Linked DNA regions of Homo sapiens: regions 1, 2, 4 and 5 are each linked to region 3. A link is a contact called in ENCODE Hi-C or POLR2A ChIA-PET data. All regions are on one chromosome and are shown on one strand. Each heading gives the region's core, a stretch centred on a gene start or an enhancer-like site at or near the end of the contact. The rest is flanking DNA. Distances are from core to core; before and after follow the strand shown. Region 1 overlaps LINC02752 (long intergenic non-protein coding RNA 2752). Region 2 holds the start of LINC02709 (long intergenic non-protein coding RNA 2709). Region 3 holds the start of AMPD3 (adenosine monophosphate deaminase 3). Region 4 overlaps SBF2 (SET binding factor 2). Region 5 has its middle 40 kb from the start of WEE1.

The links. A loop is a pair of places that touch in the nucleus more often than their neighbours do. ChIA-PET counts read pairs that join two places held with the same protein, here RNA polymerase II (POLR2A). Pooled maps may share reads with other maps.
Region 1: a map of CD8-positive, alpha-beta T cell shows a loop between it and region 3 (3-fold over the local background). The contact joins the enhancer-like site here to the promoter of AMPD3 in region 3. A Hi-C loop is called at or near these places in 3 of 168 maps with a recorded cell type or tissue (CD8-positive, alpha-beta T cell and naive thymus-derived CD4-positive, alpha-beta T cell) and 5 of 50 pooled maps. POLR2A ChIA-PET finds 5 or more read pairs at or near these places in 1 of 52 experiments (common myeloid progenitor, CD34-positive).
Region 2: a map of CD8-positive, alpha-beta T cell shows a loop between it and region 3 (30-fold over the local background). The contact joins the promoter of LINC02709 here to the promoter of AMPD3 in region 3. A Hi-C loop is called at or near these places in 4 of 168 maps with a recorded cell type or tissue (CD4-positive, alpha-beta T cell, CD8-positive, alpha-beta T cell, OCI-LY7 and 1 more), 9 of 37 single-sample maps with no recorded cell type and 15 of 50 pooled maps. POLR2A ChIA-PET finds 5 or more read pairs at or near these places in 2 of 52 experiments (activated CD4-positive, alpha-beta T cell and activated naive CD4-positive, alpha-beta T cell).
Region 4: POLR2A ChIA-PET joins it to region 3 with 17 read pairs in OCI-LY7. The contact joins the enhancer-like site here to the promoter of AMPD3 in region 3. POLR2A ChIA-PET finds 5 or more read pairs at or near these places in 2 of 52 experiments (MCF 10A and OCI-LY7).
Region 5: a loop to region 3 is called in a map of CD8-positive, alpha-beta T cell, with 6 times the contacts of the local background. The contact joins the enhancer-like site here to the promoter of AMPD3 in region 3. A Hi-C loop is called at or near these places in 2 of 168 maps with a recorded cell type or tissue (CD8-positive, alpha-beta T cell and naive thymus-derived CD4-positive, alpha-beta T cell) and 10 of 50 pooled maps. POLR2A ChIA-PET finds 5 or more read pairs at or near these places in 1 of 52 experiments (activated CD4-positive, alpha-beta T cell).

Annotation. Positions count from the first base shown.
Region 1 is chr11:11,146,873-11,149,572 of GRCh38, reverse strand. The region is part of intron 3 of LINC02752 (long intergenic non-protein coding RNA 2752); the gene reads right to left. Among named protein-coding and RNA genes, the nearest start is that of LINC02752, 33 kb to the right of the region's middle. Within about 2 kb of position 1,377, at least 11 of the 41 ENCODE cell types and tissues checked have a DNase peak (open chromatin) inside an H3K27ac peak, as active enhancers do.
Region 2 is chr11:9,758,097-9,760,886 of GRCh38, reverse strand. LINC02709 (long intergenic non-protein coding RNA 2709) reads left to right here and starts at 1,354. Exons shown (of 3, transcript NR_033972.1): 1 at 1,354-1,458. SBF2-AS1 (SBF2 antisense RNA 1) reads right to left here and starts at 2,594. Exons shown (of 3, transcript NR_036485.1): 1 at 2,384-2,594. RefSeq lists silencers at 2,145-2,264, 2,385-2,784.
Region 3 is chr11:10,453,709-10,456,513 of GRCh38, reverse strand. It overlaps AMPD3 (adenosine monophosphate deaminase 3), which reads right to left and starts at 1,250. Exons shown (of 15, transcript NM_001025389.2): 1 at 1,066-1,250. RefSeq lists an enhancer at 326-375.
Region 4 is chr11:9,801,076-9,803,869 of GRCh38, reverse strand. The region is part of intron 32 of SBF2 (SET binding factor 2); the gene reads left to right. All of the region lies in intron 1 of SBF2-AS1 (SBF2 antisense RNA 1), which reads right to left. Among named protein-coding and RNA genes, the nearest start is that of LINC02709, 43 kb to the right of the region's middle. Within about 2 kb of position 1,474, at least 7 of the 41 ENCODE cell types and tissues checked have a DNase peak (open chromatin) inside an H3K27ac peak, as active enhancers do.
Region 5 is chr11:9,611,949-9,614,648 of GRCh38, reverse strand. No RefSeq gene overlaps it. Among named protein-coding and RNA genes, the nearest start is that of WEE1, 40 kb to the right of the region's middle. RefSeq lists a silencer at 258-637 and an enhancer at 738-1,427. Within about 2 kb of position 1,293, at least 41 of the 41 ENCODE cell types and tissues checked have a DNase peak (open chromatin) inside an H3K27ac peak, as active enhancers do; they include CD8-positive, alpha-beta T cell, where a contact is called at or near this core.

The sequences.
Region 1 (2,700 bases), core at 128-2,627, 690 kb before region 3:
CTCCTGACCTCAAATGATCTGCCTGCCTCAGCTTCCCAAAGCGCTAAGATTACAGGTGTGAGCCACCGCACCTGGCCTTGAACTAGGCTCTGAAGGATGACCAGGAGTTTTTCAGATGGGGGAAAGAGGAGCAAAGCATCCCAGATAGAGAGACTACTATATTCAAAGGCTAAGAATGGTGAAAGAGCAAAACGTGTTCCAGGGTGGCTGGCCGTACACCTGTCTGGCGTTCAGGACAGGAGGATGTTAGAGGATGCTGCAGCAGAATGCAAGGCTCAGGTGTGGTTGGGGTCAGATAGGGAGGACCGTACACAAGGCATCATCTCTAGCTTCCTTAGGAACACATTCCCTTCTTTGAGAACTGCATTGGCCCCTAATGAGCTGAAGTCACTTTATTACTTACTGCAGCATAAACGAGCGCTGTTATGAGAGGCATATGGCCCATCTCCCCGCTCCTTCTTCCCATCCCACCCTCGCTCCTGAAATCCAGGCAGCTGCCTTGGGCAGCATCAGAAAGTCCCATGTGCTTGAGGCTTTCAGACAGCTTTTCCCCAATAAGACAAGCTCTCTACTTAATCTGAAGAAATGGAGTGTTATTAAATTAATTTCTGAACTATCCTTGCCTTGTCCTTGAACTAAAAAGCTAAGGACCCTGGAGTAAAAGGCAGGGGATGAGGTGGGAGGGGTGAAGGGGAGAAGCAGAATGAGGCAGGGCAGCAAAGAGGCAGCAGAGAGGCAAGTTCCTGACCCAGGTCTGCCCGACAGACTCGTTCCAGCAGGTGGGCTGCCTCGTGCTGTCCAAGGCACTGTGTTGAAGAGGTTCAGTAAGTAAAATAAGAAATGAGAGTCCTCTGATCAGCTACTGTACCCAGGGCCCTAAAAATGATGGAAAGGTGGCCTCCCTCTGCCATGGGGTCAGCCCAAAAGTAATTACCAGGATACTTTGCAGATTATTGAATAAGTCCCTGGAACCGGCACACTGATTTATATAAGACCTGGAGATTTTGAGAGATTTGAGAGAATATTAAGAATCAATCAATATTTTAATTTATTTCAGGGTCCTGGAGACTTTAGCTCTGTAGAAAACCACAGGGAGGAAATTGTGACCTTTGAAATATGGCTGGCTGGCAGGCAGCAGGGAGGTACCTCGGCAAAGAGCCTGTTTGGCAGCTGCTGCGGGGAAAGACTTCTCTGTGCTGGAATGTTCTCTTTCTTCACAGCATCAGTCAGGAATTTCAAATAGCCAAAGAGGGGAGGGCCTCAGGGTGAGTGAGCTCTGGAGCCCTGGCAAGAAGGCTCTTGGCTTGAATGTGCATAGCTTACTCCTCCCCAGAGAGAGTCCCCAGGGCCTGGAGAGAGGAGCCTGCAGACTTTGTGTCTCTGCCTAGGAGGCGCTGCTGTGATCTGGAGACGTCCTCGTAGAACCACCTGATGATGTGTCATCATTGCAGGAGATCCAGTACCTTCTCCCCTGGGTCACTAGGCTCCCTAGGCCATACTCTTCCTGTGTCCTCCCCAGGGCTTTACCAGACATCTCATAGAGCACGTGAGCACCAGGTCTCGGACTATCACCATCCTCCTGTCTTATTCCGCAGGAAGACTGTAAGCTCCCTTCAGGCAGGAATGATGTCTGATCCATTTCTGTGTCCCCAGTACCTGGCATCATGCCTGGCCCAGGATAGGTAGATATGAAAAATAATGTGTTGAAGAAATGAATGGTCAAATGAACTAATGCAAGAAAAATAAACATTTGTTTGTAAAAATCAGTTATGTTTCAACAGCAAGCAGACGGCACATTCAAATGTAGTAATTAGAGAAATTCAGAAAGGTGAAGACAGGGTGGAGGTAACTGACCAAAGCATGCAGCACCCTGGGGCTGGCAGCAGTGGGAGAGAAGGAGCTGTTAGCACCCCCAGGCCTGATGCGGCTAAGAGAGAAGCGGGTCCCAGAACCTGGAGCAGGCCACTAAAACGGAGAGGTGGCCTTTTGCAAGGGAGGCAGCCACACCCTCAAACCTGCAGGGAGGAAGTGGGGGAACAAATACCTTGACCTCGCCCTCTGTCCTTCCTTGGATCTCCTCCCTGTGTTCCTCACTGGCCAAAGCCAACCAGAAGTCAGAGGCCAGTGGAGCTCCTTGATCCAGAGTGGAGAGTAGACAAAAGATCCCCAGCAAAGGGCTGCCAGGTAACTCTCTGCCTATTCCATCTGGCTTGTCCAGCCCCACGAGAAGGGCAGACAATGGGCACCCCAATCAGTAGTGCCAACTACTGGGGCACCCCAGTAGTTCTCAATAAGGGGCAGTTTTGCCAGCCGCTGGGGGGATTTGTTTTTCACAACTGGAATGGGGAGGGTGCTACTGGTATCTAGTGAGTAGAGGCCAAGGATGCTGCTAAACATACAAAAATGCAAAGGACAGCACCCACAACAAAGAACTATCCAGCTCAAGATGTCGATTGTGCCATGCTGGGAAAGCCTGGCCTTAATCAAATGTTGAGAGGAACTCAGGCACACTCTGTGCTGCCCTGGCTTCAGCCAGAGAACATTGCCTCACTGTGCTGGAAAGGGCAGCGTCATTTGGTCCAACCCAGAGCCATCGGCCAGTAAGTGACCAGTGTCTGACTTTGAGTGTCCCTTCGGGAAGGTGCTTTAAGGAGAAAGTCTATCTGCTCTCTGTCTCTCCTCACTGACAGTGATGTCCTA
Region 2 (2,790 bases), core at 105-2,604, 700 kb after region 3:
AGGATTTTGAACAGGAAAGTTATATAGTTGGACCTGTATTTTAGAAAAATAACTCTGACAGCTATAAGCAAGATAGATAGGTCTTACTGTCTAAAGGCGGGAAGACCAGTTGGGGTAATATTAAAATATTCCAGATGATGAATTAGGGCAGAGACACAGGGGCTTCAGAAAAGAAGATTCAAGGGAGAGACAGGAAAGCAGCTCTGGGAACAAGCCCAAGCCAGAAGGGCAGGCCTAGATGGAAAACTGTCTAATAGGGGGCCTCAGTTTTGCAATCACCAGCTCAGCCCAAGCACTGTATTTGCCCCAGATCTCAAGTGGAACCAGGCCTCCTGCACATTCTGCACATTTGGGGCAGAGTTCCCAAGAAGCCCAATCCAGAACCAGTCCTCTCTGGGCCCTTCAGCAGAGCACTCTGTCCTGCATCTCAGGTCTCTGAGTAAGTGGTATTTCCAGAGTACACATGCCCCCACCAACTCATCTCACAGCTCAGCCTTGGCTACAGAAAGCCAGGGCCTCTTCTTTGTTAATTTTCTTCAACTCCTCAGAGGTTGGGCCTCCGGCCCAGTGAAGTCAGGGTCTGGGAGGCAGCCCTGGCTCCCTGCCCGCCCACAGAGGATATATTTGGAGCAAGACAACTCCTTCTGGACACAGAGCTTGGGACCCACCCCGCAGGGCTGCCCCAACCAATTTTACTGAGTATCCACGCAGTGTGGTTGTCACTCACGTTTTCACTTGTTAGTTCATTCATTTGTTTACTCATTCATTCATTCCACAAACATTTATTGATCTGCTGGTATGATGCAGCAGGTACAACAGGATGTGTGGTGGGCACATATCTGTATATGTGTGTATATGGGTATCTCTAAGCAAGGATGGCAGAACACACTCTGGGTGCCCTCCCTCAGGGTTCAGTGGTGATGATGACTCACACTCAGGTGTATATGGCATCTGTGGGGACCTGTGTGCAAGTACATGCAGGCACGTGCTCTCTGAGGAGGTAGCTATGACTCAGTGGCACGCGGCATCTGTGGGTATCTGTGTGGATATGTGTCTGAGTGCAGGCATGAGCATAGGCGCTTGCTCCCCAGGGGGTGGGGGAAGTGGTTGTGACTCAGCTGCACATGGTGACTGGGAGCCTACAGGCCAGCTGTGACTTTATGGCTTTGCTTATTTGCCAAGCCAAACAGTTAGTGTTGGGCGTAAATATTCTATCAGAGTGTGCATGGAATAAGTCCTGAGCTAGGGACCTCCAGCAGGCAGGAGAGACTCAGTAGTCTTGGCCCAGCAGCATCTGTCCCCCGCCTGCCCCCTCCACCGTAGGTATACAGGTCCTACCCTCCCTCCCTCGCCCTCTCCACTCCTGCCTCCTGGAGACTCAGCGAGCTCGTCCCTCATTGACTCTACATCACCCCTCACCCACCGGTCCCAGGTGCACACACGAGACCAGGCCCAGAGGTACAGGGCTGTGGCCTTCGAGCTGCCAGCCCAATCCATTTTTCTACCATACCAAAAACCCCTTCTTTTTCAGCCCTCATGACCGCGTCTTCCTCCAACATCCCAGCCCCGGTCGTAGGCTCGGCAAGCCCGCTCCAGGGCCCACTTCCCATCTCGGCGGCCGCAGACCCGCTGCCTCCCCATCGGCGCGGCCCCATCTTCACCTCTGAGCTCCTTGCCCCTCTCTCCCTGGCTGTCTCTGTCCTTATCTGTCCCAAGTCTATCTTTGTCTCTTCTCGAGCCGGGCTGTCTGCAGCAGAGGCTTCACCAGAGTGGAGGTGCTGACAGAGTGCGGGGTGTGGGGAGGACAATCTGTGTCCCTTCTTGAGCCTTATCGGGAAAACTTAAGTCACTGCTCAGGGCTCAGACTGGAATTTCGCCCTAGATGACCTTGCTGGGTCTGCTGGGGCCTCCGCAGGGACAGCCAGGGTCAAACGAGTCAGGAAACAGGCCCCTGCTTGTGGGCCGCCTGCCCGCCCTCATCCCAACCAGGCCGCCTGCAGCGCCCTCGGCGGGAGACGCCGGGGAGGGGAGAGAAGGGAGGAGACGGGAGGGGCGGCCCCGTCTTGGGCACTCGCAGGGACTGGCGGGAGGCCGTGTGGGGCTGGAATCGTGACCACGGATGCCGCAAGGCCACAGGGCCCTCCTCGGGGTCCCGGCCGGAAATCCTCAGGGGCCCGAGGAGGAGCCGGGGCGGCCACCCGACCACCTCCCCGCGGGCCGCAGGCAGGCGGCGCGCCGTACCCGCCGAGAACGCGGGAAGAGGCCATCGCGTCTGGACACCTGGGCTTCGTCCCAGAGCCGTCACTGCTGTGTCCCCTTGGGCAACTGCCTAGCTCCCTGAGCCTCACTTTTCACACCTGGAACATAGGAAAATTGCGCCCACCTTCTGGGTCGTGGCAGATAAAATGAGTTCACGTCAGGGCTGGCTCTCAGGAGGCGCTCAGTGCTCGTGGCTTTCCTCCCCGGTGGACAGAACCCCGGGGCAGCTCCCCGCGCCCTGACGCCCAGAGCGGAGCGGCCCGGAGCGGAGCGACCACCGCACACTGGACCCGACCCTAGTCGGCCCCGCGCGCCCGGGTCGGGGCTGGAACCTGCGGGCGTGGCGCACGCCTGCCACCTGGCGGCGAAGCCCCCAGGCCGCCCGTCCCGCCCACGGCTGCGCGCGTGCGCAGGCCTGCACCACCCAGTCGCCCCCACCACGCCGCGCCCCGCCTCCCTCGCCCAGGGACTTCCTAGGCCACGCCACGCCGCTCCACCAGCTCAGGGAACCCCCTTGGCCGTGCAGACCTG
Region 3 (2,805 bases), core at 1-2,500:
GCCACAGTCCCTCCAGAAAGGAAGCCCAGTGCCACTGAAATCCCCTCGTTATACGAAGGAAGCTGGTTCCTACTCTTGCCAGACTCCCCTTGCAGAAGCCCCGACACAGACCTGAGCCTGGCTCCATGACTGGTCCTGAAGATGCCACTCAAGTGATGCACCCGGGTGAGGTGCTGCCTGCCACCCAGGAGGCTCAGCTGAGTCAGTGCGTGCGTGCAGCTGGCTGGGTCCTGTCTGCCGGCTGGAGTAGGAGGTCTCTGTTTTGCATATCTGTGAGCAGCAGTGAGCCAGAGCAGGAAAAGCCTGGGCTGGAAATTCTCTCGTGAATATGAAATATGAGTGGAAAATTTCCAAGAGCCCTGAAGTCCCCAGGTAATCCCAGTTATCCAAAACAAAATGGCTGTGGTATCCTGAATGCAGTGTCCTGGCCCTCTTCACAGCCCTCACAAGAGGAAACTAAAGCGGCGGCTTCCTCTTTACAACAGTAAACTCAGCCGTCCTGCCCAGCTGCAGGAGATAAGCCACAGCCTCCCTCTAACGCCCAGCCTCCTCCTGAAAGCTGAGTAGCAACGAGCGATATCATCACCTTTGCTGCTTCCGTTCTGAACGTGCTTCAGGCCTGGCTGCATTTTATCAAGGGGATTGGTCTCAGGTACAGCCCGACCTGCCTCTTCTCAGAAAGCCCCCCTAAAGCAGCCCTCCCAAGGGCACCCCATAACTGCCAGGGGGAGCTTCAATCCCAGTTGCTAATACAATCCCCTCCATCCCCTCCTCCTCTGAAAGGGAAAGACCATGAACTGCTTCCACCTTTCCCAGGAAAGGACAGAGACTCAGGGAGCAGGAACTGCCTCAGCACAGAGGCGGACAGAGGACAGGGGCAGGCTAGGATGAAAAGCTGACAGCCCCATCCCACTCCTTCCTTTCTTCCCAGAAGGAAGCCCACATCACAGGTGACTGCGAAGCCTGATAAGCTTTACCAGAACCCCCACCCCCATCCACACACACAGAAAAGGAGTACACCCCAACTGACCCACCGGAGCCCACCCCAAACCCTCCCCTGCTTACAGCCGCTCACTGCTCCCACGTGGGCCTCCAGCTCCGAGCGCTGGCTGGACTCTGCCACTCCTCCTGGGGAAGGTGGAGCCTGCCTCAAGTGACCCACAGGAGCAATCCTCTAAAACCAAGCAGGGTTGATTAAAATGGCATCACAGGGTGCAAAGCTCTGATCTTCATCTGCCCTTTAGGAGAGTGGGAAGGCTCAGAACAGACACATAGCCTCCCAGTGACTTAGGCAAATCCTGTGGTCCTGGGAAATAACCATGAGCAAAATGGCTATTTCTGTGGTGCTGTTGAAATCCTGGGGAGAAGAGCTCAGGAAGGATGGGTCAGTTGTTTACCGGGAGGCTAGCTGTAACCCTGACTTGGGCCTGAGTCACCTCCGCATGTCCAATCGTGAGGTTGTGTCTTACTGAGCTCACATCATAATTCCTGTGTGCACAGAGCAGTATTACAGGGTTGACACATGATCCTCGGGCTGCTGCTGGGCTTTAGCTACCCAGAGATTACGGCCCACCTGTCCTCACAGCTGTTTCATAAACAGTGCAACCAGCAGGCTACAAGCAACCTAGAGGGAGGGTAATATTTATTCATTAAACAATTAAATGAACTTACAGTATGAGAAAAAAATCCAAGCCCTTAGTACTATTCTGCCAGAAGGAGGAGGGGCAGATGACTTTTTCTGCTAGTGTTTTGGGGAAAGGGGAGGTAGAGTGGGGACTGCAGTGGGAGGATTCCAGCCCAAGGATTTAAGTCCGACACGTTCAGGGAATTTTATTCTGCACCTTTAACCGGATCCCAGCTAGCCTTAGTCTAAACAAGCATTTTTCAAAGTGCAGTCTGCAGAACATGAAAGGTCAGAAGGCTTGGAAAACACTGCATCCTGTAGTCCCTTATGGGTATTCATGCACAGTTTCTACTAGCAAATTCAACACCTGAGAAGTCCTGCAGTAAAGAAAGCTGCTTAACTTTGTTTAACCCGACGCACTTATTTGACCATCCTAGAACTGCTGTCATAGGAAAAAAACACCTATTAATATCTTGTGGTATCGGCTTTGGGAAACACCCTCCACCTTGAGTCTTCATTTTCCAACTTAGAGAAAGCTGCCTTCCTGGAGCCCAGTTTACAGGTATGAGACCCATTGCATCGGGTTCAGACAGAAACCAGCAGCAGCTCCACTAAGATGACACAGGTTGTAACAATGACCAAGGGTCCTGCTGAAGCCAAAAGGCGGGAAGACTCCCCAGAACATGGGCAGTTTAGAAGAAAAATACAGTTCTGTCCCAGAAGAGCAAGCTCTTCTCAGGACCTCACAATTCCACCTTGAGCCTAACTTGTTGCTGCTTCTTGCAGCCAAGATGTCTCTGTGGACTGAAGAGCACTGATCCCAAGCTCAAAGCCTTATTTCCCTTTCGAACAAACATCAAGACAATTTATGATAACCAGATACAGGGCCCGCTTCTCCTGCCCGAGACTAGACTGCATCCCCTTTTATCACTTAAGCACCCCTTACAAACTCTAAAAGACAGGAGAGGACGGAATCAAATTATGTCTCATCAAGAAAGATATCGGCCGGGCATGGTGGCTCATGCCTGTAATCCCAGCACTTTGGGAGCCCGAGGCAGGTGGATCACAAGGTCAGGAGATTGAGACCATCCTAGCCAACGTGGTGAAACCCCATCTCTACTAAAACACAAAAAATTAGCTGGGCATGGTGGTGCGCACCTGTAGTCCCACCTACTTGAGAG
Region 4 (2,794 bases), core at 225-2,724, 650 kb after region 3:
TATTCTTCCTTCTATTTTCCATCTTTCAAAAATTTGCTGAATTGCTTTGGCCCAGTGCTGTGTTTCCTCCCATTCTCCCCACTCCCTTTTGGGTTTTTTACCTCTTAAAAATTCCTTTAATGTGGGAGGATTCCAGGGGAATGAGCTTGTACAGCCAAATCTGGCTTAAGTTAAATGGACTACTTAATATGTTAAATCTCTATGTTCAACTTGCAGAATTCTGCACACCTAAACATTAGGGTCAGCGAAATAATCCACTCACAATCAGTAAGAGATAGGAGGTTCTCATGTAAGATACACTGTCCTCAAAGATGGGAACATCATTGTCTCCCAAGTACAATAATCCTTACTTGGAATGAAATTCTTCTATTTTATTATTGGGGATGGGGCTGGGGGGGAGGAGTGGGAGAGGTCTAGATGCTGGAAGGTAACCTGTATTCTGTGAGTACCCCTTAAGTGGTATGATTAAAGCAATTTAACATACACTAAGATGTAGCATAACTTACATTCCTATTATCTTTAGAATACAATAGATGCTAAAACTACAAAAGGCTAAGTTAATTAAAACAATTTGGGGTATATGCTTAATTTCTGCTGTTTTGTTTTATTTACTAATCAGCTGAATTTAAGATTCATCTGTTTTTTTTTTCAAGTAAAGAGTTAAAATTCAAATGTTTTATATAAACCAGTTGATTCTGAAATCAAAAACAGAAGTTAACTTTTAATTAAAGTTCGATTATTTGTAGGTGAATGCTTCACAAACTGTAAAAAGTAATATTGTTCAGGATCTAGAGACCCTATCAGTATGACTTCAAATCTGGCTGTGCCAAATTAAAATTTTTTAAATTAAAACATAAATTTTTAAGAATTTGCCTGAATCCTCCTTTCACTTAATACCTCATACATAATAACCTAAGTGCAGACAAGTCATAGCAAAGCAAGCATATGACCTTAATTGCAGTAAGTAAAGCATGCTTGGCTACCAGAGGTATCAGCTTTGGTGATGCAAATTATTTTGTGCTGAAAAGGGATTGTTTATTCACTCAAAAACAGAGGAATCTAAGAAGACTATAGTTAGCAAATAGTTTTTCTGACTCTTGCTGACTTAATTATAAGGTAGTGTTTCATCATCTTCGACATACTGGTTTTAGGCATTAGAAAATGCCTTCTTTGAATGCCTTTCAAGTGAACACTAGTGCTTTACATGACTCTGGCTTTTACCAGATAATTCGAATTAGTGCTGCCCTCAGTCTCTCAGGGACACACAACAGAACTAGGCCCAGAAACATCAAAAAAACAGGTTCAAAATTACACAGCAGCAAGTGAAGCTTTCCCAGATGGAATGTGTTCCCTGCTTATTAACCATTTCTAACATTGAATGCCAAAAGGCAGTCCATGGACATATGCCTAGGCTTGTCCATTAGTACTAATAAAGTTACAAGAAAACAGATGAAGCACTGAACTTAAATTAGAACTGCCTCATCATATAAAAAGCCATTGTTTACGCCAGTATATCCAGGTGTCAAATGAATTATAAATGCTAGCTCACTGTTTCATAATAGCAACATCTGGCAGATTTTTTGCTTCTAAAAGAAATTGGCTTAGCTCAAATGATATCATTACAGGACTCCCTTTTCTTAAAATAGTTGAGCCAAATTAAAAAAAATCCAATATACAAAGATTAAATTTTTATGTAAACTTTCTTTTTAAAATATAATATCAGGAGAAAACATGAATAGTATGAATGAAAACGTGAAGAAAGCATCCCCTTTATTTCGGCATTAGAGTAAATCTTTGAGGGCATCTTAGAACTTTTTCAGTATTTTTTACTGTGATTTCAAAGTTTATTCAAATTGTAAATTGATTCACTTTGGTCTGGCTTTATGTGATTCTCCTCATGGTTACCTTATGACAGCACTATGCTAGGTCCTACCCCAAAGAAAAAAGCTATTTGCCTTTTGAAGATATGAGCCTTCCTTGTGAGCACATATGTGAGCAGCTAAGCTGCCCCCACACAGGTTGGTTATTCTAAAATTTATCCAGTAATATTGGCAAAATAGCTGTAGCTAATGGATTGTTGGTATATTCAAGAGTTTCTGCTGTCTGCTGCCTATTCAACTGCAAACTGGCAAAAATGAACATAATCCAATCTGTTTTATAACAAGGCAATTTTGCATCAAAGCTTAATATTTAAGGCCATGTAATATGGAAGGATGTAACACAAAGCACACAATGTTTGTTAAATCTTAATTTGTGAAATAACAAAAATTAATATTAGCTATACACTCTCCTAGGGTCTGTTTAACCATATCCAGGTTTTCACGTGTTGATGTATAGTGTCTCTTGTAGCTCAATATTTATAATTCTGAAAGCAGAATCCAGTTTTAATGTATTAAACTTTACTTCCAAAATGTTGATCTTTCCAGGGGTTTGAGTCATAGCTTATTTTTATAGGCCTTTAAATTTTACAAAGTACTTAATGGCACATGGGCAAAAAAAAAGACCCTATAAATTCATGTTTCTCCAAATTCCATTTCAGATTCTCTTCTTATAAATAAGTGAAGTTGGCAAGTTTCACTCCATAACGGAAAAACAAAACTAAAATGCTTCATGCAGTTTAGTCTTTTAAGTCTGTATACTTTTTAACCTGCAACAAAATAAATACAAAATTATTTTGAACAACAAAATCCAGATGATACCTGAGAGAAGCCTAAAACTCTATTCATCACCATACTTAGGGAAATGCTGACATAGAATTAATTTATTAGCTGAAATACCTATCATTCCCAATTCT
Region 5 (2,700 bases), core at 44-2,543, 840 kb after region 3:
CCAAGGAACACGTTAAAAAGAATCCCCTATCCCTGCAACAAAGCCCGAAAGGGATTCTACTGGGACAGTTGCTCGGTCCCAGGGCCCAGGCATTGGAGAGAGCCTCGCTCCAGAGACTCTGTGGCCCCACCGGAGCCGGTGCCGGCTTTTAGGGGTTTTCTCACGGAAATGTTCAGCTGCCGGTGAGTTCACGTGCATTTAAGTTTTATTCTCCAGTTAGGACCGGGTTTTCCAGATGTGGGTTGTCAGCGCGTGCCCAGTAACCAGCTTGCGCCCAGGTGCGAAACGCAGTCATTGGGTCTCTCCGGGTGTGCGTCCTGGGTGGAGCCCCAGGGGCCCCGGCGTGGGTGGCCGTCCTGCTCCGCGGGTACCCGCGGAATGCCCTGCCCGCATGCTCCCTCTGCTGGGCGCGCCTCGGCGCCTTCCGGGTGCACGGCCCTGCCCAGGAGCGGCGCGTGGGGCCCCGGGTCTGCGGATGAATGGGGAGATAGCGAGGGGAGGGGCGCACAGCACAGCCCACTCCCCCTTACCCACGCCTCCAGAACAGTCCTACCCCTAGCCCCAACACCTCCTTCTATCCCCGCCCCGCTCTCCCCAGACGCTCTTAATCTGATTGAGACTTCGGCACGTAAACGCGGTTCTAGGAGCCCGGACTGGCTCAGTGCACGACTTATCAGAAACTTACCCGTATCTAACACACAATAGATTCGTGCACATCTGTTGAATAAAGAAGAGTTTGTTTTTCGTGTTTGAACCGTGTCTGCTTCAATAACGCTTCCTGCAGTGGTCCTTTTTAGGAGGGGTACAGTGAGTGGTATACTGCGAGGGAAGCGGGACAAGGAGGCAAAGGGAAGGGAAACAGGCGGGCCCAGAGAGCAGCTTCCGAGTGACCTGGAAAATCAGCGCCCAGAACTCATCTAGACACAGAGGCTCGGTGCCATGGCATTCCGCGCTGACTGCCAGAACCGCGGGCCGCGGAGCCAGCACTGTGCCGGCAACGTGGTGGGGCGAATGCCCTGGGGTCGGAGAGGTGGAAAGGCCCGAAAGGAAGAGCCCAGAAGGGGACAGTCCCCACCCAACGGCAGGGTAAAGGCCCGTCTCTACTGGTTACTAGAGACGTGGAACCCAGGAAGCTCGAGGCCCCAGGAAACCGGCATAGAAGGAGGCCTGTCAAAGGGGCCCCGAATCCTCCCGCAGGGACAGAGCGACACGTCCACCCGGGCTCGGAGGACTAACACCAGGAGTCCCCTGAGGCCCTGCCCCAGGCTTCCCAGGTTGTGGGGACACCAGCTGCCTGCAGGGGGCGGGATGTTCCTTTGGCGCTGCTGGGCAGTGACTAAGAGCAGAAACAAAAATAGAAGCTGAGATCAACGGAAAGGAATGAGACTGAACAAACACACGCATTAATCCTGATGGGATACATAGTAAAATAACATTCCCAAACACGGCAGTAAGAAAAGATGAACTATGTAAAGAATGCGCAGATAAATGAATGAAAATTTGGAGGACAAAAATGTGTTTCACATCGTATTTCAAAATAAACACCAAGTGGATTAAAGTGCTAAATATTTTAAAGAACAGCCATAGAAACTATATATTTAATAGGATAAGGCAGTTATATTTATGGATAAACGTCAGCGTTCTCAAAACTTTGAAACAACAGAAGAAACAACAAAGGAAGACTAACGTTCAAAAATACAAAAACTGGACAGAATTTTAAAAAGACAACAGATTGAGAAAAATGTCTGCACCAAGTGACAAGCAAATACTACCTGAAATGTATAAAAGCTTGTTTATAGGCCAGGTGCAGTGGCTCACGCCTGTAATCCCAGCACTTTAGGAGGCCAAGGCGGGTGGATCAACTGAGGTCAGGAGTTCGAGACCAGCCTGGCCAACATGGTGAAAGCCCCGTCTCTACTAAAAATACAAAAATTAGTTGGGTGTGGTGGCACACGCCTGTAGTCCCAGTTACTTGGGTGGCTGAGGCAGGAGAATCGCTTGAACCCGGGAGGCGGAGGTTGCAGTGAGCCGAGATCGCACCACTGAACTCCAGCCTGGGTGACAGAGCAAGATTCCATCCCCCCCACCCAAAAAAAGCTTGTTTATATATATAAAAACAATCAAGGTACCAATTGCTAAATAGACAAAGAAGGTAAACATGCACTGTAATTCACAATAAGAAATAAAAGTCATACCCAAGTGCATGGGGAAAACGTTCATTGATAATCAGAAACTTTAAACTTAAAACAGTTATGACATAACACCTTACATCTACTAAAGTAGCAAAAATGTTTTAAAATTATAATGCAGGCTGGATGCAGTGGCTCATGCCTGTAATATCAGTTCACTGGGGGCCAAGGCAGGAGGTTCCCTTGAGGCCAGGAGTTGGAGACCAGCCTGGGCAACAGAGTGAGACCCTGTCACTACAAAAAATTTAAAAATTAGTCCAGCATGGTGCTGTGCTCTAGTAGTCTTAGCTACTTGGGAGGCTGAGGTGGGAGGATCCCTTTAAGCCTGAGAGTTACAGTGAGCTATGATCACACCAGTGCACTCCAACCTGGGCAATAGTGAGACGCTGTTTCTGTAAAAATAAATAGAAAAAAATATAATAGAAAAACAGAAAAAAAATAATGCATAATGTTAGCAGCATGGTAAAATAATAGTCACCATTGCTTCATACAACTCTATCTGGTTTTTTTG